Regions from separate parts of the Homo sapiens genome. Here all the other regions are linked to region 1. A link is an interaction called in ENCODE POLR2A ChIA-PET data of the cell type or tissue named here. Cell type or tissue: GM12878. All regions are shown on one strand.

Region 1 (8,000 bases):
AAAGAACCCAGAGGGCTCTCCCGCTCCACTCAAGCTCTCAAAGGCCAAGGTGTTCGCTCTGATGAGAGGTGTGAGCTGTAGGTTTGTTCAGCAAGTGCTGGGGCCTTACCCACCTGCCCCCTTTGGTCCATCCTGTGGGCTGTGGGGACCAGGCCCCTGCTACTCAAGGCCAAGGTAGGAAACAGTCTTTCCTGTTTTCTTCAGGGTTGCAAGCAGAGTGTCCATGCTGTGCTCAGATTCAATGCAGACCTTCTTGTTGGGCAGGTCAATGTCATACTTAACTCCTGCAGGAAGAGGAAATGGGGTATGGGGAGAGGAAGCACAGACCCTCCCAGTTACAGCAAGAAAGAGTTCAGGCTCTAAATTACTACTCACAACCACCCTTGCCCTTTCCTCTAGAGCAGGGATCGGCAAACTTCTTCTGTAACAGGCCAGAAAGCAAATGTTTTAGGCATTGTGGGTCACATATAGACTCTGTTGTATATTCTGTGTATTTTTTTTATAACTCTATTCCTGAACATACAAAAACAGGCTGTGAGCAGGATTTGGCCCATGTGCTGATCTCTGTTCTATACTAGGGCTTTCTGAGACAGAGACGCACTCTGTTGCCCAGGCTGGAGTGCAGTGGCATGATCTCAGCTCACTGCAACCTCCACCTCCTGGGTTCAAGTGATTGTCATGCCTCAGCCTTTGGAGCAGCTGGGATTACAGGCGTATGCCACCACACCTGGTTAATTTTTGTATTTTTAGTAGAGACAGGGTTTTGTCATGTTGCCCAGGCTGGTCTCAAACTCCTAATCTCAAGTGATCTGCCCGCCTTGGCCTCCCAAAGTGCTGGGAGTATAGGCATGAGCCACCGTGCCCAGCCACCTTTTTTTTTTAATTGCAAAAGTAATATAGACACTTTTTTTTTTTTTTTCAAAAAAGCAAACATTTCTAAATAAAAGTAGAAGCAGTAAGGCCCCCTACTGATCCTGCCCCTAGAGATCACTGTGAACAGTCTGGCTTCTATCTAGACTTTGTCCTAGATAGACAAATGAAAAATAATTCCTCCAAATCGCATCACACTATATAAACAGGTCTTGCTAATATTTTACTTTTCTCTTTATTTATTCATTTTTATTTATTTATTTATTTAGAGACAGGGTCTCACTGTGTTATACAGGCTGGAGTGCAGTGGCACAATCACAAATCACTGTATCCTTGAATACCTGGGCTCAGGTGATCCTCCCTTCTCAGCCTCCCAAGTTGTTGTGACTACAGGCACATGCCACTATGCCTGGTTAAGTTTTGTATTTTATGTAGAGACAGGGTTTCGCATATTGCCCAGGCTGGTCTTGAACTTCTAGGCTCAAGCGATCCGCCTGCCTTGGCTTCCCAAAGTGCTGGGACTACAGGTGTGAGCCACTGCACCCGGTCCATTCTTTTTTTTTTTTTTTGACACAGAGTCTCGCTGTGTCACCCAGGCTGGAGTGCAGTGGCACAATCTCAGCTCATTGTAGCCTGACTCCCGGGTTCAAGCGATTCTTCTGCCTCAGCCAGCCTCCCGAGTGGCTGGGATTACAGGCATGAGCCACCACACTGAGCTAATTTTTGTATTTTTAGTAGAGATGGGGTTTCGCCATGTTGGCCAGGTTGGTCTTGAATTCCTGATCTCAGGTGATCCACCTGCATTGGCCTCCCAAAGTGTTGGGACTATAGGCGTGAGCCACAGTGCCCGGCCCTATTCTTTTTTTAAAAGCTACAATCTTCCACAGTGTGGACGTACCACACATCCACTTAATTAATCCACTGTTAAAGGTCATTGAGGATGCTTCTAATTTTTCACCACTATCACAATGTTATAGTAAACATATTTGAACTTGTCTTAAAACACTTATAAAAATATTGTTATACCATGAATTCACAGAATGGAAATTGTGGGGCAACAGATATTTGGCACATTTTGAATGTTTAATAGACATTGCAAAATCGCCCTCCTAAATGGCTATGCCAATTTACAGCTCCCCAGCAGCACATGGGAGGACCCAGAGTTTTACTCTGACAAAAGAGTGCAAAAAGAAAGGAAAACTCTTGATAGGTTCTAGGCCTGGCCTCACCATTGACTTGCTGGGTGACCATGGGCAGGGAGTCGGTGGGAGGAGGGTCCTGCTTCTCACAGGCCTCAGCTACCTCATCTGTACATGAAGGAGTCAGGGCTGGCCAGCTCCTGTGGCCTTTCCAGCTCAAGGATGCCATCAGTCTGTGATTCCTCAGCCCTACCACTGTTCTTTTAGGGCCATAAGCAACTCAAAAAACCCTCCTGACCCTTCTCAAGAGGCCACCCAAGCAGGGACAGTAGGAAAAGATGGGCAGAAACCTGCCGAAGCTTAAAGGCAGATCTTCCAGCAAGGGGCCTTAAAAATCATATGGTTGGCCAGGCGTGGTGGCTCATGTCTGTAATCCCAGCACTTTGGGAGGCTGAGGCGAGTGGATCACTTGAGGTCAGAAGTTCAAGACCAGCCTGGCTAACGTGGTGAAACCCCATCTCTACTAAAAATACAAAAATTAGCTCAGTGTGTGGCATGTGCCTGTAATCCCAGCTTCTCGGGAGGCTGGGGCAGGAGAATCACTTGAACCTGGGAGGCAGAGGTTGCAGTGAGCCAAGATCATGCCACTGCACTCCAGCCTGGGAGACAGAGTGAGACTCCCTCTCAAAACAAACAAACAAACAAACAAAACATATGGTTTCCCAGCCTGCATAACAAAGCAAGACCCTGTCTCTACAAAAAACAAAAACAAAAACAAAAAAATAGCCGGGTGTGGTCCTGTAGTCCCAGCTACTCAGGAGGCTGAGGTGGGAGGATGGCTTGAGCCTGGGAAGTTGAGGCTGCAGTGAGCCAAGACCGCGCCACTGCACTCCAGCCTGGATGAAGTTCCTGGGATGGGTAGATGTCTTTGAGCTGTCAAACGAAATTAGGCCCATCCCCACTTCATCCAGAGCCTGCTGCTTTGTATTTGAGGAGCTCCTGTACAGTTTCATTTTTAAAGCATCAACAGGCTGGGCACGGTGGCTCACGCCTGTAATCCCAGCACTTTGGGGGACCAAGGTGGGCAGGTCACCTAAGGTCAGGAGTTTGAGACCAGCCTGGCCAAGATAGAGAAACCCCGTCTCTACTAAAAATACAAAATTAGCCGGGCATGGTGGCCTGAGCCTGTAATCCCAGATACTCAGGAGGCTGAGGCAGGAGAATCGCTTGAACCTGGGAGGTGGAGGTTGCGGTGGGCTGAGATCACGCCATTGCACTCTAGCCTGGGCAACAAGAGCGAAATTCTGCCTCAGAAAAAAAAAAAAAATTAGCCAGGCGTGGTGGCGGGCACCTATAATCCCAGCTACTCGGGAGGCTGAGGCAGGAGAATCGCTTGAACCCGGGGCAGAGTGGAGCAGGTTGCAGTGAGCAGAGATCATGCCACTTCACTCCACTCTAGCCTGGGTGAAAGAGCAAACTCCATCTCCAAAAAAAAAAAAAAAGAAAAAGAAAAAAAAAAGCATCAACAGCAAAAGCTGATACAGACATACAAGATATACATTCCCATACCACAGCTGGGGAAACCCAGGCCCGAGAAAGAAGGGCCCACAGTCACATGACAAGTCAGCAGCTAGGTTCTTTCCACTGTTTCAGTTTCTTTCAGATTAAGATCCCAGTTTACAGGGCTAGAGGCCAGCCACTGACTTGCTGCGGGACTACGGGCAAGTCACTTAACCTCCTGGACACTGGCATCGACATCCCCATTCCAAAGATGGAAAGTACAGCTCAGAGGACTGCTAATGAGATCACGTCCATGTGGAAGCCATTTGAAAACTTAATGTCATTATTATTTAGGGTTTTAAAAAAGAAAATTTTAGAAGATTGTGTGATAGTTCATGTGGAAGAAAAAGAAAAGAAAAAATCTTAGAAGGCTGACTGAGCACTGGCATTGCCAAAACTCTGATCACAACTCAGTTATTACCTCACTGAGTCCCAGGACCAGATCCCAGTCCTCTCTGGGCCTCAGTTTCCCCAGCTGTAAAATGACAAGGCTGGATGAGACTGATTGTTCAAAAGAGGTGCTTTAAGAATATCTGCATGTGGCCAGGTGCGGTGGCTCATGCCTGTAACCCTAGCACTTTGGGAGACCAAAGCAGGCGGATTACTTGAGGTCAAGAGTTCAAGACCAGCCTGGCCAACATGGTGAAATCCATATCTATGAAAAGTACAAAAATTCACCGGAAATCGCCTGAACCCAGGAGGCAGAGGCTGCAATGAGCTGAGATCATGCCACTGCACTCCAGCCTGGGCAACAAACAGAGTGAGACTTCATCTCAAAAAAAAAAAAAAAAAAATCTGCATGTGAGTGATTCAAAATTAATTTAAATTTTTTTTTTTGAAGTAAAGAAACAGAAAAAGACAAAATTTTAAAAATTTTTACCTTTTTTTAAATCTTTCCTTTTTTTCTTTCTTTTTTTTTTTTTTTTTTTGGAGACAGGGTCTTGCTCTGTTGCCCCCACTGCAGTGCAGTGGCACGATCTAGGCTCACTGTGGCCTTAACCTCCCAGGCTCAAGCGATCTTCCCACCTCAGCCCCCTAAATTAGCTGTGAGTACAGGCATGTAACACCATGCCTGGCTAATTTTTTTGGTATTTTTTGTAGAGATGGCATTTTACCATGTTGCCCAGGCTGGTCTCGGGAACTCCTGAGCTCAGGCAATCTGCCCGCCTCAGCCTTCCGAAATGCTGGGATCACAGGTGTGAGCCACCGTGCCCAGCCCCATTTAAAAAACCTTAATAGAGGCTGCGTAGGGTGGCTCGCGCCTGTAATCCCAGCACTTTGGGAGGCCGAGGCGGGCAGATCACCTGAGGTCAGGGGTTCGAGACCAGCCTGACCAACATGGAGAAACCCCGTCTGTACTGAAAATACAAAATGAGCCAGGCGTGGTGGTGCATGCCTGTAATCCCAGCTACTTGGAAGGCTGAGGCAAGAGAATTGCTTGAACCTGGGAGGCGGAGGTTGCAACAAGCCGAGATTGCACCATTGCACTCCAGGCTGAGCAAGAAGAGCGAAACTCTGTCTCAAAAAAAAAAAAAAAAAAAAAAATTCAATAGAAAATGACACTCAGATGTGTCATGCAGTACACACTGGAGATGACCAACATATGAACTAGTACTGCCATGGCTCCAGAGCTACTCCTGGCAGTACTAGTTAATTTGGCTAAATCCCAGCTCTGCCATTTACTGACCATGTGATCCCAGATAAGTTATTTAATGTTTCTGAACTTCAGCTGTCTCCTGTTTAACATGGAGCTAGTAAAAAAAAAACTATCTGAAATGGCCGTGGTGAGGATTAAATGATGTGATTCACATAAGCCACTAAGAAAATAACAAGAGTAGTTGGCACGTGCTAAGTACTCAATATATTTTAGTTTTACTGTTATGATCAGCTTAACCCTAAGTCTCTCCTGCAACATCTGCATGCATCTGAACATGGCATAAGTGCACCCAACTCAGGGCCACTCACTCACCTCCAAGCTTATTGAGGACCCGAGAGACAGCTTCAGCACAGCCTCCACAGGTCATGTCCACAGAGAACTCGTGCTTCTGAAACAAACACAGGGGGACCATGACCCGAGCCCTGTAGAGTGACCCCCACACAGTGCCAGCAGACAGGCCCACTCAGGGTCAAGACAGAAGACAGAGAGACTGGGCAGGACCTGGTTGGCATCAGACTCATCAGAAGCCTGTTTCTGAGCCCGTCTCTTCAACTATAGAGTAGCTAAGAGTTTCTACCTCACAAGTTGTATTCAATGGAATCATCCCTATAAATCCTTTAGCAGTGTCTGGCACATAGTAAATAGAATCACCTGGAGATCTAGTTTAAAATGCTTTTTCCCAGTCCTACCTTCAAAACACTGATTCTTGAGCTATGAGCTTTGTCTCAGGGCCACCAGTAACTCTGACAGGGATGGGCCCCCATACTCTGAGCAATGCTGATCTGGTGGGCCCACTTATGAACCACAAAATTATTTTCTGCACTAGAGTCACCTACAGCTTGCAAAAACTACAGGTTCTGGTCAGCAGGTCTGGGCTGGGGAATCTGTTATGTCTACTCATTACCCCAGGTGATTCTGCTTTCATCCAAGGGCCGCATTCTCAGAGGCAGCATCTGGGTCCAGGGAAAGAAAGGATTGCCTGGGTTCCCCAGTGGGTTGGAGGCCAGGCAGGAAGGGATCCCCGGCTCCTAGTCTTCATGTAAGCTCTACATTCTACAGTCTCTAGGATATCTAACAGATCAAGGGTCTGAAGGTAAGCTCCCAGAAGACAGAGGTTTTGTTCAGTTCACTACTGGATTCCTAATACTTGGAACAGTGCCTGGACAGAGTAGGTGCTTAAAACTTATTTTTGAGTCAATGGATAATTGACATGGCTGGTTTGAACTTCTGGATCTTTTGCTTTGCTTTCACACAAGGATTACTTATACCAATACTTTATTTTAAAATCTCTGGAAATGAGACCATCTGAAATCAGATAAATATGGCTTCAGATACCAGCTCTGGCACTACTAGTTGCATGATCATCAATATGTTACTTCTCTGTGCCTTAGTTTCCACATCTGAAAATTGAGGGTAAGAGTCCCTCTCTAGATTTGTGAATGGGATGAACACAGGATTTTAAGTACGGTTAGCCAGCATCCAAGATGGCCTCAATGATCTCTGCCTCTGGTATTTATGCCCTTGAGTAATCCCATTCCACATGTCTCGGGTTGGTCTGTGTGTCTTATAGAATATGGCTTGAAGTGAGGTTATGTGGCTTCTGAAGCTATCACAATGTCATAAAGGACACTGTGACTTCTGTCTTGCTCCATTTCTGGGGTCACTTGCACTAGAGGAAGTCAGCTACTAAATTACAAAGAAATTCCAGCAACCACAAGGAGAGGTCCACAAAGTGAGAGATTGAACCCTCGAGCTAACAAGCATGTGAGTGAGACATGTTGGAAGTGGATTCTCCAGCTCCAGTCAAGCCTTCAGATGAATGCAGCTCCAGCCAACATCTCACTGCAGCTTTATGAGAGCCTCTGAGCTGGAGCCACTAGGCCAAGCTGTTCCCAAATTCCTGACTCTCAGAAACTGTGTGAGTTACTATAAATATATTTGTTGTTTTATACTACAAAGTTTTGGGATAATTACTAAGGAGCAATAGATAACTAACACATTAAGGAAATTAGAGCCTAGTACTAGGTTCCGTTGGGTAAAAGGTTAGCTATTGGATTATTAATTTCTTCCATTTGTCTCTCCTGTTTCCCTTCAAAAATCAATGGCTACATTTTTCATGGAGCACTTCAAAATATTTGAAGTCTATTACCTCAGTTGGAATCCTGGGTGTAGTGATATATCTTGCTAGAAAACCACAGGCAAAATCTCTGCTCCAGAAGGGCTCCAGTTCCCTAATCTATACCAAAAGGGTATTAGCTAACTCAATTTTTTTCAACTTTAGTGTGCATAGGAAGAATCTGGGGACCTTGTGGAAAGTGCAGCTCCCAGACACCTGCCTCAACTGACTCTGTGGATGTGGAGCGGGCCCTGCCACTCCCCATTTTTAACCTACTGGGGAGAGAACGGGAGGCAAAACTACAAACCTGAAAATAAAGTGGCTAAGTGGCTTCTCAAACTCTTTCCAAGTCTCTAAACACCGCTGAGTCTGGATTGTCACTGTGCTCTACAGAGGAAACGAAGACCAAGAATTAAGCAGCTCGATTTTCCAGTGCAGACTGTTTGACCTTTGTGACTAGTAAACCACTCCTTTTATTAAGGCCAAATCTGCAAAATCTGTCTTAAAGAAAATGGTCAGTCTTTCCTTTCTTCTAAACATCTCTGATTTTTTCATCTTGTTTCCTGACTATTCACAGACAGCAACAATAACAGATTCTGGAAAGAAGGATTTGTAGTAAGTATTACAAAATCTTGTCTTTAAAATGTGGTCCTCAGCC
Region 2 (8,000 bases), 580 kb before region 1:
CCAAGGGAAAGCAAAAAGAGAAAGCAGATAAGCTATAAGTCTGCCTTTCTTCATGGCCCAGGATGCATAGCCCTCCTGTGCGAATAACTCACAATCTTATCTGCGCCCAGCTATTGCCAGACCCTCACCTGATAGAAAAATGCACGCAAGCTCCCTGCACCCTTGATGTTATCAGTACTGCACAAAGCCCTCTTCAGCACACAGCACAAGCACCATCCTATAAAATCCTTAGCCAGATTTTGTTTTCTTGCAGTTAGCTTCTGTTTTGCTAACTTGCCCGTTGCACCCTTGCAACGTATTTTCTTTTCTTTTCTGTTTTTCTTTTGAGATGAAGTCTCACTCTGTCGCCCAGACTGTAGTGCAGTGGCACTATCTCGACTCACCACAACCTCCGCCTCCCGGGTTCAAGCGATTCTTCTGCCTTAGGCTCCTGAGTAGCTGGGATTACAGGTGCGTGCCACCACACCTGGCTAATATTTGTATTTTTAGTAGAGATGGGTTTTCACCATGTTGATCAGGCTGGTCTCAAACTCCTGACCTCGTGATCCACCTCGGCTTCCCAAAGTGCTGGGATTATAGGCATGAGCCACCACGTCTGGCAGCAATGTATTTTCATACTTTCTCTAATAAATCTGCCTTTCTTTACCTACAACTGCCTTGGTAAATTCTTCTTACTGCCTGTACCGCCAGCCCCAAATAGTTGCTGATCACCCACGATGCTAAGGACCGAGTCTGAGACACTCTTATGTTACCATTTGGGGAGAGGCCGGACCCGGTGGCTCATGCCTGTAATTCCAGCACTTTGGGAGGCTGAGGTGGGTGGATCACTTGAGGCCAGGAGTTCAAGACCAGCCTGACCAACATAGTTAAACCCCATCTCTACTAAAAATACAAAAAGTTAGCTGGACGTGGTGGTGCATGCTGTAATCCCAGCTACTTGGGAGGCTGAGGCAGGAGAATCACTCCCAGGAGGTGGAGATTGCAGTGAGATGGCACCATTGCACTCCAGCCTGAGAGACAGAGTGAGACTCTCAAAAAATAAAATAAAAGAGTTGGGGAGAAGAAAAGAATTCAGCAAAGGTGACTGGGAAGGAGATTGTAGTAAGATGGGAGGAAACTACCCCAGGAGAATGTGGCAGCAAAGTGAAAAATAAGGGAGTGATCAGGTGTGTCAAATGCTGCTTTTAGGTAAAGTAGGACAAGGTCTACAAATCTATCATTGGGTTTAGCAATGTGAAAGCCAACTTATCTCTTGCTGTGAATTGCAGAATGTTGGGGGTAAAGGCCTGATGGGAACGGTGTAAGATAAAAAGCCTAAACTACTTATTCTGGGAGTTTTGCTGCGAAGGCCAGCAAGGGAATGAGGCAGTGTCTGGCAAGGGAATTGGTGTCAAGAGAAGGGCTTTTGTTTGATTTTTTTAAAGATTGAAGACATAACAGCATATTTGTATGCTGGTGGGAGTTATCATATAGAAGGTAAAAAAATTGATGGAGGAGAGAGAAGGGAGAATTCCTGCAGCAATGTTTGGAGACAGAATGGGCTGTAGTGTACAAATGTCAGGGCTATTTGTATTCTTAATTTGCAATAAAAGTAACTGAAATTTTTGATCTTTGCCCAAATTCAGCCCACGTGACTGAGGCAGGATTGAAAGCCAGATTCCCTTGACTGCAGAGCCCAGGGCCTTAATTCCTGAGCTACAGCAGCAAGTAGGAGTAAACACTAATATACTGCTCATTCTCTTTGAGCTAATCATCACTTACAGGAATCAATCCTAAGAAAATAATCTAAAATACAGAGGAAGCTGTAGGCCCAACACTGTTTTATTGTTGTTGTTGGAGACAGGGTCTCACTCTGTCACTCAGGCTGGACTGCAGTGGTGTGATCATGGCTCAACTGCAGCCTTGACCTCCCCAGGATCAGGTGATCCCCTCACCTCAGCCTCCCAAGTAGCTGAGACTACAGGTGTATGCCACCTGCCCAGCTAATTTTTGTATTTTTTGTAGAGATGGCGTGTCACCATCTTGCCTAGGCTGGTCTCCTATGCTCAAGCCATCCTCCTGCCTCAGCCTCCCAAAATGCTGGGATTACACCAGCATTGGTATAATGTGAGCCACCATGCCCAACTTTTTTTTTTTCATTCTTTTTTTTTTTTTGAGACAGGGTCTCATTCTGTCCCCCAGGCTGGAGCAGTAGCACAATCTCAGCTCACTTCGGCCTCAACCTCCTGGGCTCAAGCTATCCTGATGCTTCAGCCTACGGAGTAGCTGGGACTACAGGTGTGCACCACCACGTCCAGCTAATTTTTTTCATTTTTTGGTAGAGACGAGGTTTCACTGTCCAACACTGTATTTTTAAAATTGTTTTTTATTTCAATGGTTTTTGGGGAATAAGTAGTTTTTCATTACATGGATAAGTTCTTTAGTGGTAATTTCTGAGATTTTAGTGCACCTGTCACCCAAGCAGTGTACACTGTACCTAATGTGTAGTCTTTTATCTCTCCCCACTCACCCCAGAGTCCCCAAAGTCCATTACATATCATTATTATGTATTCATGTCCTCATAGCTTAGCTCCCACTTGTAAGTGAGAACATATGATATTTGGTTTTCCATTCCTGAGTTGCTTCACTTAGAATAATGGTCTCCAACTCCAATGCAGGTTGTTGTGAATGCCATTATTTCATTCCTTTTTATGGCTGAGTAGTATTCCACGGTGTATATATACCACATTTTCTTTTTTTTTTCTTTGAGATGGAGTCTTGCTGTGTTGCCCAGGCTGGAGTGCGGTGGCACAATCTTGGCTCACTGCAACCTCCGCCTCCCGGGTTCAAGTGATTCTCTTGCCTCAGCCTCTGAGTAGCTGGGAACAGGCACCTGCCACCACTCCCAGCTAATTTTTGTATTTTTTAATTAGAGGCAGGGTTTCACCTGTTGGCCAGGCTGGTCTCGAACTCCTGACCTCAGGTGATCCGCCTGCCTTGGCCTCCCAAAGTGCTGGGATTACAGGCGTGAGCCACCATTCCTGGCCCACATTTTCTTTATTTACTCGTTGATCGATGGACATTTAGACTGGTTCCATATTTTTGCAATTGCGAATTGTGCTGCTAGAAACGTGTGTGCAAGTGTCTTTTACATATAATGACTTGTTTTCCTCTAAGTAGATACCCATAGTGGGATTGCTGGATCAAGTGGTAGTTCTATTTTTAGTTCTTTAAGGAATCTCCATACTGTTTTCCATAGTGGTTGTACTAGTTTACCTTCCCCCACCAGCAGCAACACTGTATTTTTCAAGTGCAAAAGGGAAACAACCTACACATCCAGGAGCTGTGGAATTGCAAGCAAGCCGGGGTCACGCAGCCTTGCTTCCAGGTGGAAACAAACCCTGGAAGGAAGCATACATGGGTTGGAAACACGTGAAGATGACATCATCTTTTTGGCACTTCCCAGGCCCCTTCCTCTGTGGAGTGGCCTGTCTACAGGTGTCTGTAAAAGAGACGGCATGATGCTGTGATATGGGCTGGAACAATGGACTGAGATTCCAGATTTTCTCATGTCCCTTGTCAGGGCTGTAGTTTCTCTGATTATAGGAGAAGAAAGTTCAAGATCTCCCAGTTGCCCTCTGAGGAAGCTGGAAATGGTCAAATATTGCCACCTGCTGGCAAGTTCCAGCTCTGCCTGGCTTCCATCAGAAGAGGGTGTATGTTCCCAGAGACAGGTCTTACTTCAAGCTCACTAGAGGAAGGGGCCCCAAGGGATACTGTTCAAATGACTACCTGGAACACCCCCTTCCTCCACAAAAAGTCCCCTTAAGACCTCTCTCAGTGTCTGGAATTCCTCTATAACGGTTGAGGATTGTTTGTTTTTATACGAGAGAAAATAAGGAGATTCTAACGACTTGGCATGAAACAGATTATTTTCTACTATGAGGTCTCAGCAATGGGAGGCCGAGTTGTAGGATGGCAGGGGCCCCTGTGAGAAGCATAGGCCCGAAAACAGCTGAATTAGAAAAAGCAGGGTAGTACAGTGCTTTCCAGTACAGCCTTTACATTTAAAAGAAAATGAACGAAAAAGTCCCTGGGCTTCTGGGGTCCACCGTATTCTAGCTCAGTGACTGTGAACCATTTATTTATTTTTTTGTCTGAGTTTCTGTTAGCTTAGTTATAATAATGAGTATTATAAAAGTATCCACCTTGCAAGATTGTTATGGAATGCACTGATATGACAACAGATCATTTAGTAGCAACTAGCACATAATAATGAGAATAAATATAAGCATTACTACTACTATTAATTTAATGGATGAAGTCCTGGCCTGTTCATCATAAGAGGTGAGAGCTAGTTCTAGCTGGGTTCTATTACCTTGCTCTTGAGTTTTGTTTGTTTCTATATGTACAGAGAGGGGAATGAGAATGAATTATGTCTTAAGATTCTTTTTGTGTTCATACATGATGATTCTGAGTCTCTAACCATCTAAGAGTCCATTTCCCGGTTGAAGGGTCTGTTTCAAGATTCTATGACTCTGAGACCCTCTTTCTGGAATTCCAGAATTCTATAACTCACTCAGAATTCTACCGAAAGCTTCCATTTGCACAAGTTATTCCCTCTGCCTGGAATGAAAGTTCTTCCAAGCCTGGAAGAGGTTGCCTCACTAGCTCTTACTGCATATTTCGCCTTAAACAGCACTTCTCAAAAATTCCTTTTTAATTCATCCTCCAATGTTTTTTATTTTTATTTTATTCTGTTTCATTTTTTGTGAGACAGAGTCTCATTCTGTTGCCCAGTCTGGAGAGCAGTGGCATGATCAACCTCCATCTCCTGGGCTCAAACCATCCTCCTACCTCAGCCTCCTGAGGAGCTGGGACTATAGGCATATGCCACCACACCCAACTAATTTTTGTATTTTTTGTAGAGATGAGGTTTTGCCATGTTGCCCAGGATGGTCTTGACCTCAGGGGCTCAAATAATCTGCTTGCCTCACAAAGTGCTGGGATTATAGGTGTGAGTCACTGTGCCCAGCCCTCCACTGTCCTTTTTATTTATTTATTTAATTTTTGTTTCTTTATTTATTGGTAGAGATGGGGTTTTGCCATGTTGCCCAGGCTGGTCTTGAACTCCTGAGCTCAAGCTACCTGCCCGCCTCGTCCTCCCAAAGTGTTAGGATTACAGGCATGAGCCACCGCGCTCGGCATCTCGATGTTCCTTTACGCATCCCTTCCCATCGTCTGTCCTAAAATTCTGTTTTTTTCCATGATCATACAGATCTTAATTGGTAATTATATTTTTATTTATATGATTTTGGTTAATGCTTGTCTTCTTTACGTTCCCATTGCTTGGTAAAGTAGATAATAACTATTAGATGAATGAAAATTAAATGAATGAATGAATTCTACAATTCAAAGTTTCCATGAGTGTTTATTCCCAAGGTCTTCTATTTCAAACACTCCATACCACCTGCCCCACCTCAAGGTTGACACCTGAGAAGGGAGTGACCTTTCCAATTTCATAATGTTGCCTGGACCGTGTGTGCCCTGCCCGCTTGGTTTCCTACCCCTCCGTTATTGGCCTCTTTGGGATGCCTTGGATTAGAAGAGAAGGCTGAGCCATGTCTCTGCTATTGAAACCAGCCTGTATCAGCTATTCATTCACAGCATGTATTTGTCTAGTGCCCACAAAGTGCCAGGTGCTGTGCTAAGGTACTGGGGACAAAGCATGAGCAAAGCAGACCTGGTCCCAGCTTTTGGAGAGCTCAGAGCCTACGAGCCCAGAGACAGACATTCACGACTCAATTACACAAATTCCATAAAATTACAAACCATGATAAGTGCTGGGGGACGGAGAGGAACAGGGCGCTCTGAGAGCGTACAACAGTTCACAGTCTAGACCCAGGACCTTGGGCTCAAGGGCACAACGGGGCCTTGGGCGGGTCCTGCATGAGCGTTATCTGGGACACGTGGATACTCTTTTTGTGGAATCTCTGCCCTGGGAAACCATCAGCTAGAACTTGGGTTCAAGGTGGTGGCCTGCCAAGCTCCCAGCACTTTCCTTGAGATTCATAAGCCTGTGAGGCTGGAAGCTAAGCAATCACCTCTCAAAGCCCTTCCCCTCCTTTTCAGTGGACTTGGTCACTGAAAAGAGAATGGTAAAGCCCTGGAAGGCCAGAACTCTAGGCGCCCGACACCCTCCTTGAACAGGCCGGGAAACTGGGGCCTAATGAGAAGAGGCTGTGCAAGGTCACACAGCAAGGAGCAAAGCGATAACGAGAACCCAAGCTCCCCAGCGTCCCATTCTCTGCTGCTTTCTACCCTACCTCCCTAGTTCCAAGAATGGTCATTGATTTTATAGAGGGAATACTGTTTCAACCAGAACCTGGGAGGGTTTCCACTGGCTACAAGCAATAGTTAGGACATAGACAAAATTCTGCAGGAGAGCAAGAATCTTACAGCTACATTTGGAGAGGTTTGCCCTGTGGTGGTTACTTAGGACACAAACACACATGAGGGAAAATACATCAGGTGACATGTTTGGATTGAATAGCATTCTTTCATTTTCTTGAAGGAAAATGTAGCTATTTGAGCCTTGAAATGCTAGTTCTTGCATTTTGCAGTGTTGTTTCCAGTAGCAAAAAACTGAAACAATCTAAATTTCCTTTGGCAAAGGAATGGATAAACTGTGGTAAAGCTCAACCTTAGAGTACAATGCAGCATTTAAAAAATAATGAAGGTTGAGACCAGGAGCTTGAGACCAGCATGGGCAACAGCCTGGGCAACATAGTGAGACTCAGTTGCTCCAAAAAAAAAAAAAAAAAAAAAAAATCCAGGTCTGGTGGTGTGCACTTATGGTCCCAATACTCAGGAAGCTGAAGTGGGAGGATTGCTTGAACCCAGGAGATTGGGGCTGCAGTGAGCTGGGATTGCACCACTGTACTCCAGCCTGGGTAGCATGGTGAAACCCTGTTCAAAAAGAAAAAAAAAGGCAGGTGATCGGGGGGAACAAAGGTAGGTCTGTATAGGGCACTAAAGCACATTATTGAGTAAAAAAATGCAAATTTTAAAAAACATATATATAATATAAAGCCATTTACAGAAAAAAGAACTCATGAAAATACTGTATTTTTCTATAGATACACATATAGGTACATAAATGCAGAGAAAGGTCTGAAAGGAAACACACCAAGGCGCTAACCTCTGAGGAAAGGTGGGGATGGCCATGTGTGTTGGGAGGGGGCTGATGGGTTGGTCAAATGGAACTTAAACTTTATCTGTATTTTTCTGAGAGTGAATTTTATTTCTGTATTATTTAAGTGAGATTGTTTTCTAGAAATACCATACTTCAGCGCAAGTGCCAACAAACACTTTCTGTAACAATGTAGACAATGAATATTTTAGACTTGGTGGGCCGCACTGTCTCCGCCCCAACTCTTCCATTCTGCTGTTGTAGTGCAAAAACAGCCATAGATGGGACGTGCAGGAATGAGTGTGGCTGTGTTCCAATAAAACTTTATTTACACACATTGAAACCTGAATTTCATACAATTTTCACGTTACCAAATTTTAATTTTTTTTCAACTATTTAAAAATGTTAAAACCATTCTTAGCTCACAGGCTATGCGAAAGCAGACAACCAGCCAGATTCGGCCCACGGCTTTAAGGCCAGTTTAAGCCTCACCACCTTCCTAGCCCCACTCACCTATTTTGTCCTCTCATCTTCCTGTCCTTCAGCACCCCCATGACCTTCCTGTGACCTTCAATGGCCCCTCCAGCTGCCGTCCAGCCCTGTCTGTCTGCCCTTGGGGACCCTCTCCTCCTGGCTGCAGGACTGTTTTTTCCTGAGCAGGTCTCTAAATAGCTCCATTCGCCTTGGCAGGGGGAATCCAGAGAAAGGAATTTTGTTTGGAGTCATGAGAAGCCAGGACTCACCACTTTGATTTGCTTTTGAAATTAGGTCCCCTCCCCTCCCATGGACAGGGGTCCCTGGCCACTTCCCTGAGCATGCCCCAACAGTC
Region 3 (8,000 bases), 130 kb before region 1:
TATGTGGTGTGTGTGTGGTGTGTGTCTGTGATGTGTGTGTAGTGTGTGTGTGGTGTGTGTGGTGTGTGTGTGTGGTGTGTGTGTGGTGTATGTGTGGTGTGTGTGGTGGTGTGTGTGTGGTGTGTGGTGTGTGTGGTGTGTGTGTGGTGTGTGTGGTGTGGTGGGTGTGTGTGGTGTGTTGTGTGATTGTGTGTGTGGTGTGTTGTGTGTGGTGTGTGTGTGCTGTGTGTGTGGTGTGTGTGGTGTGTGTGTGGTGTGTGTGGTGTGTGTGTGTGGTGGGGGGTGTGGTGTGGTGTATGTGTGTGTGTGGTGTGTGGGGGTGTGTGTGGTGTGGTGTATGTGTGTGTGTGGTGGGGGGGTGGTTTGTTTTCATAGCGGAAATGGTAGACGAGTAGTTAATAATTCTTTCAATCCTAGAGACAGAACTGTGGTTAAGGCAAGTAAGTTCCTGCCTTAGAAGTTTATTTTCCGGTGAGAGACCCGTACTGAGCACACCCTGACCCGGTTGACAGGTGCAGTGCACTTCATGACAGGCGAGTAGGGAGCACTCTGGGAACATGCAACGGAGGAAGCTATTTGATCTGGAGCCTCCAGGATGCGTGACATCTTGGCTGCTTTTGCTGATGATTCTTTGCCTGAGCTTTTGCTGATGATTCACTCTGCCTGAAATGCCTCTCCTGCCTTCACCTGCTCTTCTCTAATCCACCCACACAGTCTCAGCCTGGCTACATCACACCCAGACAGGCTTCAAGGCCAGGCTCAGATGCTACTGTGTCAAGGAAGCCTCCCTCCATTCCCCTGAACTTTCACATCTCCTCTTGCCCTTGCTCCATGAGGTTCTCCGCGGTGGCTGCTAGACAATGGAGAAAAAGGCGGTGGCTTCAGGAACCATGGGAGTTGGTTGAAGGTATCACTCTCATTGACACTGTCAGCTGTCAATTATTCCAGGGGCCCTTCTCTCTCTGCCTTCTTTACAACAGTGAATCTGTTAGGTAACTACATGTCTGCATCAGGTACAAAATGAATGTATCTGTAATCCCAGCTACTCGGGAGGCTGAGGCAGGCGAATCGCTTGAACCTGGGAGGCGGAGGTTTCAGCGAGCCGAGATCACACCACCGTACTGTGCTTAGGCATCAAGCAAGACTCCGTCTCCAGAAAAAAAAAAAAAAAAGGAATATATCATCTCCGGGCAACACATGCTCCTTATGAGTAAAATACATGGTAGAACCCATTGCAGCTACTCAGAAGCCTTTTTGTGTTCAGCATGTATTGGCTGTGTGACCCTGAGCGAAGTTGAGTTGGAGCTGACCAGAGTTTTAAAGCACGTGAAATGCACAGTGCAGGGTTTGTTGGGAACACCTCAGAAGGGCACTAAACCTGGATGGAGCTGAAAGAAAGACCTCTTGGAGGAGTGTCATCAAATGCTCCCCTACCTTGATGTGTGCTGTAGATGGGAATGGATACAGAGAAAAGGAACCTGTAACAGAAGCTCTGAGCTTTCCTGAGGAAGTGAGGTTTCAGATCTGAAACATAAGTGGCAGCTCACTGCTAAGAAGTGGGAGACAACGGGTGTTCCCCACAAAGGGACCAGCATGTGCAAAGACCCTGGAGCCTTATAACCCCCAGGCATTATTACAGTACTCTGAGAACTGTTTTCCTCTCCAAACCCTTTGATGAGGATTTCCAGGTCCAGACTATCTGCAAAGCCAGAGTCCCGATGCTGGGAGAATGCTCAGCTCGTCTGCTGTGCTCTGCCCAGGGGGCTTTCTGGGCACCATGATGCTTCTCCTTCAGACCTAATCCCAGACGGAGAGTGTCTGAAGAAATGTTAAAAACCACTGAATTTAGTGTATCATCCCCTCCTTTTCTAAAGGGGGCTTGAGACTCAGAGACAGCAGTTGGTGTCACATAGAATCACTCTAATTAAGCACTTACTAGGTACCAACCACTGTACTAAGCATTTTTCCATCCAACATGAGGGAGAGACAATTATTGATCTCATGTGTCACATGAAAAAAGTGAGGCTCACCGAGGTGATCGTGTCTGAGGTCACATAGCTAGAACGTCCCAGAGCTTTGAAACCCGGGTAGTTGACCCCAAAGCCTACGTTCCTATCCAGTGGGACTGTTTGTCAGAACTTGGCCAGAATCCAGTTTCTCTTGCATGCAGTCTCATGCATTCATCATTGCAATAAAAATTCAGCTTGGCAAACAAACACCTTTCGGGAGGCCTCCACATCTCTGCACTTGGACTGACTGACTTCAGGCAGGTCTATCCCTTATACTACAGGGCACGAAGCAAGAGTTCAAATGAAGGGCCCTGTGGCTCCAGCCCACCTGCCTTCTCTTGACTCCTCTTCCTACAAGGAAAATGGTTATAGGCAGGTGCTTAGACATCTCACCCCATGTGACCACGCTCCATCCTCACCACCCTAATGCCTTCCCAGCAAACAACAACTTGGCCATCCCTCAGGCTACCCTTAGAGGTGTACAGCCTGCCCTTGGAGGAAAGACCCCTGGCAGAGGCCTAGAAAGTAAGCTGGGGGCTATTGAGCTGGAAACCGACAGCTTGGGTGCTGAAAATGTGATCTGGAAGTGGTGAGGGGGTGGGTCACAGGCTTAGGGTAAGCCTTCCCCTTGGCTCCACAGACTCCTCACCCCACAGCGACAATGGAACTGCAGGAAGAGCAGGGCAGGACCTAGTAGCTCCAATGTGAGGGAGTTCTAAATGCAGACAGTGCCAGGGTTCCAGCTGGGTCCCCTCTCTGCCTCATGAGCCGGCTTCCCAGCAGGGCTGACTAGTACACATTTCTTGTGCCCCTGCACAGCCACACAGCCACACAGCCACACCCTGACCTTCTCCAGAGCCCTTGCCTGATTACCTGATAGTGACCTCCCCCCTCCCACCAGCAACATCACCCCATCCCCACCTTGGGTCGTGCCCTGACTTGTGCAAACCACAGGTCTAAGTGCTGTGCTGAAGCAGAATGAGTCAGGGGCAGAACTCAAGGTGTTGAGCCTGGGAGGCTGCTCTAAGCAGGGAAGAGAAAACTCTGTGGCCCCAGAGAGGAATGAATCAGGCAGGAGTGGCTCAGACCCTGCGTTCTGTCTTCTCCTCACCAAATGCGTAGAGCAGCGGGTGATGTAGGGGGAGAGACTCAGGCACCCCTGGTCATGAATCAGGCAGCATTTAGGAAGTCTGTTTTTCCAGGAGAATATGTAGATGTCATTTCTAGCATTGCTGAGACTGCAATTTGCTTATGGGGGGAGAATATAAGAAGGTTCTGTGTGTGTGCGCACATGCATGTGTATATACACATGTTGTGTACCTATATATGCCTGTGTCTGTGTGAGATATGTATATGTGTGTCTGATGTGGACACATTTATACATGTGTCTATGTGTTTGTGCCTGTGTGTACAGTACCTGTGTCACTGTGAGTGAACATGCACATCGTTCTGCCTGAGGGTCTGTATGGATGTCCTTGCCTGTGTAGCTCAGGGTGTCCCCATGCTTGGCCCCGGGCCAAATGATTCCAGCACCTATAATCTTTTGTTGTTGTTGTTGTTGTTGTTGTTGTTGAGACGGAGTCTTGCTCTGTTGCCCAGGCTGGAGTGCAGTGTTGTAATATTGGCTCACTGCAACTTCCGCCTCCCCGTTTCAAACGATTCTCCTACCTCAGCCTCGTAAGTAGCTGGGATTACAGGTGCCTGCCACTATCCCTGGTTTACTGTCACTGCAACTTCTGCCTCCCAGGTTCAAGTGATTCTCCTGTCTCAGCCTCCCGAGTAGCTGGGAATACAGGCGTGCACCACCATGCTCAGCTATTTTTTTTTGTATTTTTAGTAGAGACGGGATTTCACCATGTTGGCCAGGCTGGTCTCGAACTCCTGACGTCAAGTGATCCACTTGCCTCAGCCTCCCAAAGTGCTGGGATTACAGGTGTGAGTCACCACACTCAGCCCAGTGCCTATAATCTTCACCACTACATTCGACTGTTGACCCTGTGGGGAACAGTCACCACTTCTTATTTTCTTACTATGGTGATAACATAGCAGACATTCAATATGTATTTATTGAATGAATATATCAGAAACGTCCCCACCTGAACCAGCTCCCTGGAAGCTCCAGGAGTCCCAAAGAAAAGGCCCAGTGGAGAGAAGAGCTTCATTCAGGTTGATTCCTTCCTAGCTCCAGGACACAAGTCTGAACTGATCTTCCTGACCCTCAGGGGCTTTTGCTCAATGTCCCCCTCTGCCCTGGTCAGAAGTCAAGACACAAAAGCTCTGGGCTCTGCCATAACCTTGCTCTGTGATCTTGGGTAAGTCCTTTCCCTCTCTGGGCCTCAGTTTCCCTATCTGATAAAAGAGCAGATCAGACTTCTGGATATCAAAAGGCACACTCAGACTCAGCATGGTGTGGTTTTTACCTTAGAGTTCTTCATTCAGTTGCCCCCTGCCCATCTAGATATTGGATCAATGTAATCGTCCCTCTCAGCTCCTTCTCTGTCTACTTATGATCCCAGCTAGGCAGCAAGCAGAGGTCCCAACCAGGCCTTGTTCGTTAGGGCTTCATGCTATTGCTGTGAGTGCCTGTCGGTAACCCCCAGGCATCATAATTCAGATCACCTTTGCTAAAAACAGGCTGGAGGACATTTACAGTCTTGGGAAGGGAACATCTTGGGGAAATGGTGATGAAAAATGCAGTCTTCTAATACCCTGGCCTTCTGGGCCTGTGGAGGAAGGAAGGATTCTGTAAGCTTATTTTTCCAGAGAGCTGGGTTGCGGAGGGGGTCAGAGAAGAGGCAGTGTTGGTCAATGCATTAAACTTTTCTTTCGTTGTAACCATTTCAGGTGGGAACCTTCTGTAGTTCTACTAGGTGCTTCCCTGCCTTTTCAAACAAGATGCGAAGCATGATTTCATCTTTCCTTGATGACTCAGGACCATCACAAAAACATTAACGTTTGAATTAAGTTTTAAAGCGGAGGTGTCCTCAAAGGCTGCAAAGATATTTTAGACTATTTGCCTCTCACTGAAAGGCAAAGCTTTTCTTTTTTGTGTTTAATCTTCTCTCATTGACACTGTCAGCCGTCAATTATTCCAGGGGCCCTTCTCTCTCTGTCTTCTTTATGACAGTGCATCTATTAGATAACTACATGTCTGCATTGGGTATAAAATGGATATGTAATATCTGAGCAAGGGACTCTCCTATGAGTCAAGTACATAGTAGAAACCATTGCGGCTAGTCAGAAGCCTTTCTGTCTTCAGCACTTACTAGCTGTATGGCCCTGAGCAAGATATTTCTATGACTGAGTTTTCCAATCTATAAAATGGGACTAATAGTAGTATCTGCCTCATAAGGTCATTGCAGCTCAATGTAAAGTTACATGCAACTAAGCACTTAGCACACTGGATTGTAATCTTAGCTACTCAGTAAATATTTGTTTTATTCTTAGCTATTTTTTTAGTCTGAGTTTTGGATCAATGACATTGCAAGATAAGTACTTGACTCATTTTCAAAGAATGCTTTGAGCTACCTGCAAGTAATAGAAAATCCACTAACAGTGGCTTAAACAAATAGGTTTTTGTTTGTATTATATTGCAAGAAACACACAGGCAGACAGCTGTTGGCTTTTGTTCAGTAGCTCAGTGATATTAGGGCTGGTGTCACTGCAGTTCTTTTGGCTTCTGCCTCATAAACACAATATTGCTGCTGAAGCTCCAGACATCACACTCACTTTCAAGGCAGGGGAAAGGAGATGGGGTGATGCTGGCTATGTCTACATTCCCAGAAGCCCCATATGTTTTCTTTCCTAGCTGATTGCTCCTATGTTTCACAGTCTAGAACTAGGTCACACGGCCACCACCAGCTGCAAAGAATCATGAAAAACAAGAAACAGGGATGTCGTGATTAACTTTCACCACCATTCCATCTCTCCTGGGACTTAACACATTGTCTCTCCCTGCTCTCATTTCCCAACCAGGGTTTTTTTAGTGAGAAGGAGAAATGGATATTGGGTCAGTAACTAACATTGTTTGCCCAGTAATTATTATTTTTCTTTTTTTTTTTTGTCTTAATAAGGAATTTGATTGCAAGTGACAGAAACCCAAATCAGACTTGCTTAAGCAAAAATAAGGAAATGGATAGAAAGAAAAAGGGACCAAAGAAGAAAAGGAGACAATAAAAGAAATGAATTGACTCATATCCAGGGAGAGTTTGTCCTTAGGTCTAAGTATGAGGCCAAATGAGCAAACAGCGTTGTCAAGAGATCACCCTTCTCTGCTTTTTGGCTATTTTCCTTTGCATTTACTTAATTATCAGGTAGTTTCTCCTCACCTGGTGGTCCCTGGGAGCTCTAAGTTCACATTCTCCGAGGCTATTGTTCAGCTGAGAAAAGAGTGAGTCATTTCTCTCTGTCACTCAAGCAAAAGTCCCAGGATGAATATTGATTGTCTGTGATTGGGACACAAGCCCAACCCTGAGCCAATCACAGTGACCACAGGGAACTCATGCTCTGATTGGCAAAGCCAAGTCTCACACCCAACTCTGGAGCATAGGTTGGGTCCGTTGCCCCCAACCACTGGTTAAGCTTAAAGACTAAAGTAGACTGAACCCCTCCTGAAAATCAGGGGCAGAACCAGAGGGAGGGGAAATGGATGCAGAGCACATGTAGAGCTTTGCAGTCTTCAAAGTACATTATTCCACACAGACACCTATGAATTAGGGAAAGCAGGGATTCTGGCCCCATTTTGCAGTGGCAAAACTGTCTCAGAGAGGTGACATGATGTGTCCAGAGTCATTCAGCTCACAGGTAGTCAGAAAGAGTCCCCACGCCTCCAGGATCCTGGTGTTTCCCTGACACCACATCCTGAGATGACTGACAACTGGTCAACTCATGTATTGTCCAGGAGCCATGGAGCCATGTGACAAAGTAGCCTGAGGGACCCCCAAGAGACCACTGGTTCCACACTTTACCTCCATTGTTGTGTTAGAGCTTTATACCCTGTGAAGAGAGCAGGCCCAGAAATTGAGAAAACCTGCATTTGAATCCACCTAACTAGCTGCGAACCCAACAAATGTCTCTTTTCTGGGCCTCAGTTTCCCCACCTGCAAAAGGAGTTAGTTGGGCTCAGTGATACCTAAAGACACTTCTAGCTCCAGCTTGGCCACTGTCTCAGGTTCCAAGATTTCCCCACCCCTTGTGGTAGCTTCAGATTTCTTGCCTGGGGGAAGAGCCAGGGCAAGTTGCTGCAGTTCTGTTCTCTCCACACAGCAGAGTGGCGGCTCCCAGCCCAGAGTGGAGGCTTACCTAACCCCAGCAAGCTGAGCAAATCCCTGAGAACAAAAGGGGGAGAAGACCTGACAAGGGAGGGGAAGGAGTGAGTCTATTCCTTCCTTGCACAGCAACTTTAACCCCTTCCATGCCTCCCCAGCAGCAGGAGGGCAGGCAGGGTTTCCAGACAGGGGGTAATGAATGCATCTCAGGCATGCACGGGCTTCCAGGAACTGCTGTGCCACCAAAGCCAACTTTCCATAGGGGAGCCCTCCCTGGGAGCAGCCACAGCTGGAGATGCCATTTGTCCTTCATAGACCCAGACTCATGGCATCAAAGCCCCCCACCGCTCCACCCCCAACAAAAGCCAGAAGGGAGCTGCATTCCATCCTTCTGCCAGTCAGGAAGCTGAAGCCTAGAAATGGGGAGGAACTTGCCCAAGGTAACATAGCTTTCGACTCACAGGAAGGGGCCTCGACTAGGACAGTGCCAGACACAGAAATGAATAAAGTGTGTTCAATGACCGGAATCAAGGCCTCCCCACCTTGCGCTCCTTCCTCTGTGCATACTATATTGCCTTTTGGGATTCTTAAATCAAAGTTTCCATCCCCAAATTAGAAGCAGATTGTTGAGGCCTGTCCATAAATTCCTCACTTGAACCTGTAGTGACTAATTCTCTCGGGAGTGTGGGATCAAACCCACCATGGCTATTAAGAATTTAATATG

Evidence for each region. ChIA-PET counts read pairs that join two places held together with the same protein. Peaks named below come from ENCODE experiments on the same cell type or tissue, not always from the same donor. Only the 100,000 strongest peaks of a DNase experiment are listed, where the experiment ranks them.
Region 2: POLR2A ChIA-PET joins it to region 1 with 10 read pairs; 2 of 35 experiments call an interaction of 5 or more read pairs at or near these places.
Region 3: POLR2A ChIA-PET joins it to region 1 with 10 read pairs; 6 of 35 experiments call an interaction of 5 or more read pairs at or near these places.

The regions. Positions count from the first base shown.
Region 1 is chr5:151,746,166-151,754,165 of GRCh38, forward strand. ATOX1 (antioxidant 1 copper chaperone) reads right to left here. Exons shown (of 4, transcript NM_004045.4): 2 at 5,539-5,614; 3 at 114-284. The coding sequence ends at 160. It overlaps ATOX1-AS1 (ATOX1 antisense RNA 1), which reads left to right and starts at 6,915. Exons shown (of 4, transcript XR_007059008.1): 1 at 6,915-7,144; 2 at 7,508-7,957. RefSeq lists an enhancer at 3,505-3,754. In GM12878, no CTCF peak of the experiment used is centred here; a DNase peak (open chromatin) is centred at 3,646; H3K4me3 peaks cover 518 bases; H3K27ac peaks cover 3,171 bases.
Region 2 is chr5:151,161,328-151,169,327 of GRCh38, forward strand. It overlaps LOC107986463 (a long non-coding RNA gene), which reads right to left. Exons shown (of 3, transcript XR_001742936.2): 3 at 7,258-8,000. Among named protein-coding and RNA genes, the nearest start is that of ANXA6, 7.5 kb to the left of the region's middle. RefSeq lists an enhancer at 3,343-3,452. In GM12878, a CTCF peak has its summit at 3,651 (motif pointing left); a DNase peak (open chromatin) is centred at 3,634.
Region 3 is chr5:151,612,643-151,620,642 of GRCh38, forward strand. No RefSeq gene overlaps it. Among named protein-coding and RNA genes, the nearest start is that of FAT2, 25 kb to the left of the region's middle. RefSeq lists enhancers at 6,767-7,445, 7,446-8,000. In GM12878, no CTCF peak of the experiment used is centred here; a DNase peak (open chromatin) is centred at 359; H3K27ac peaks cover 461 bases; H3K27me3 peaks cover 120 bases.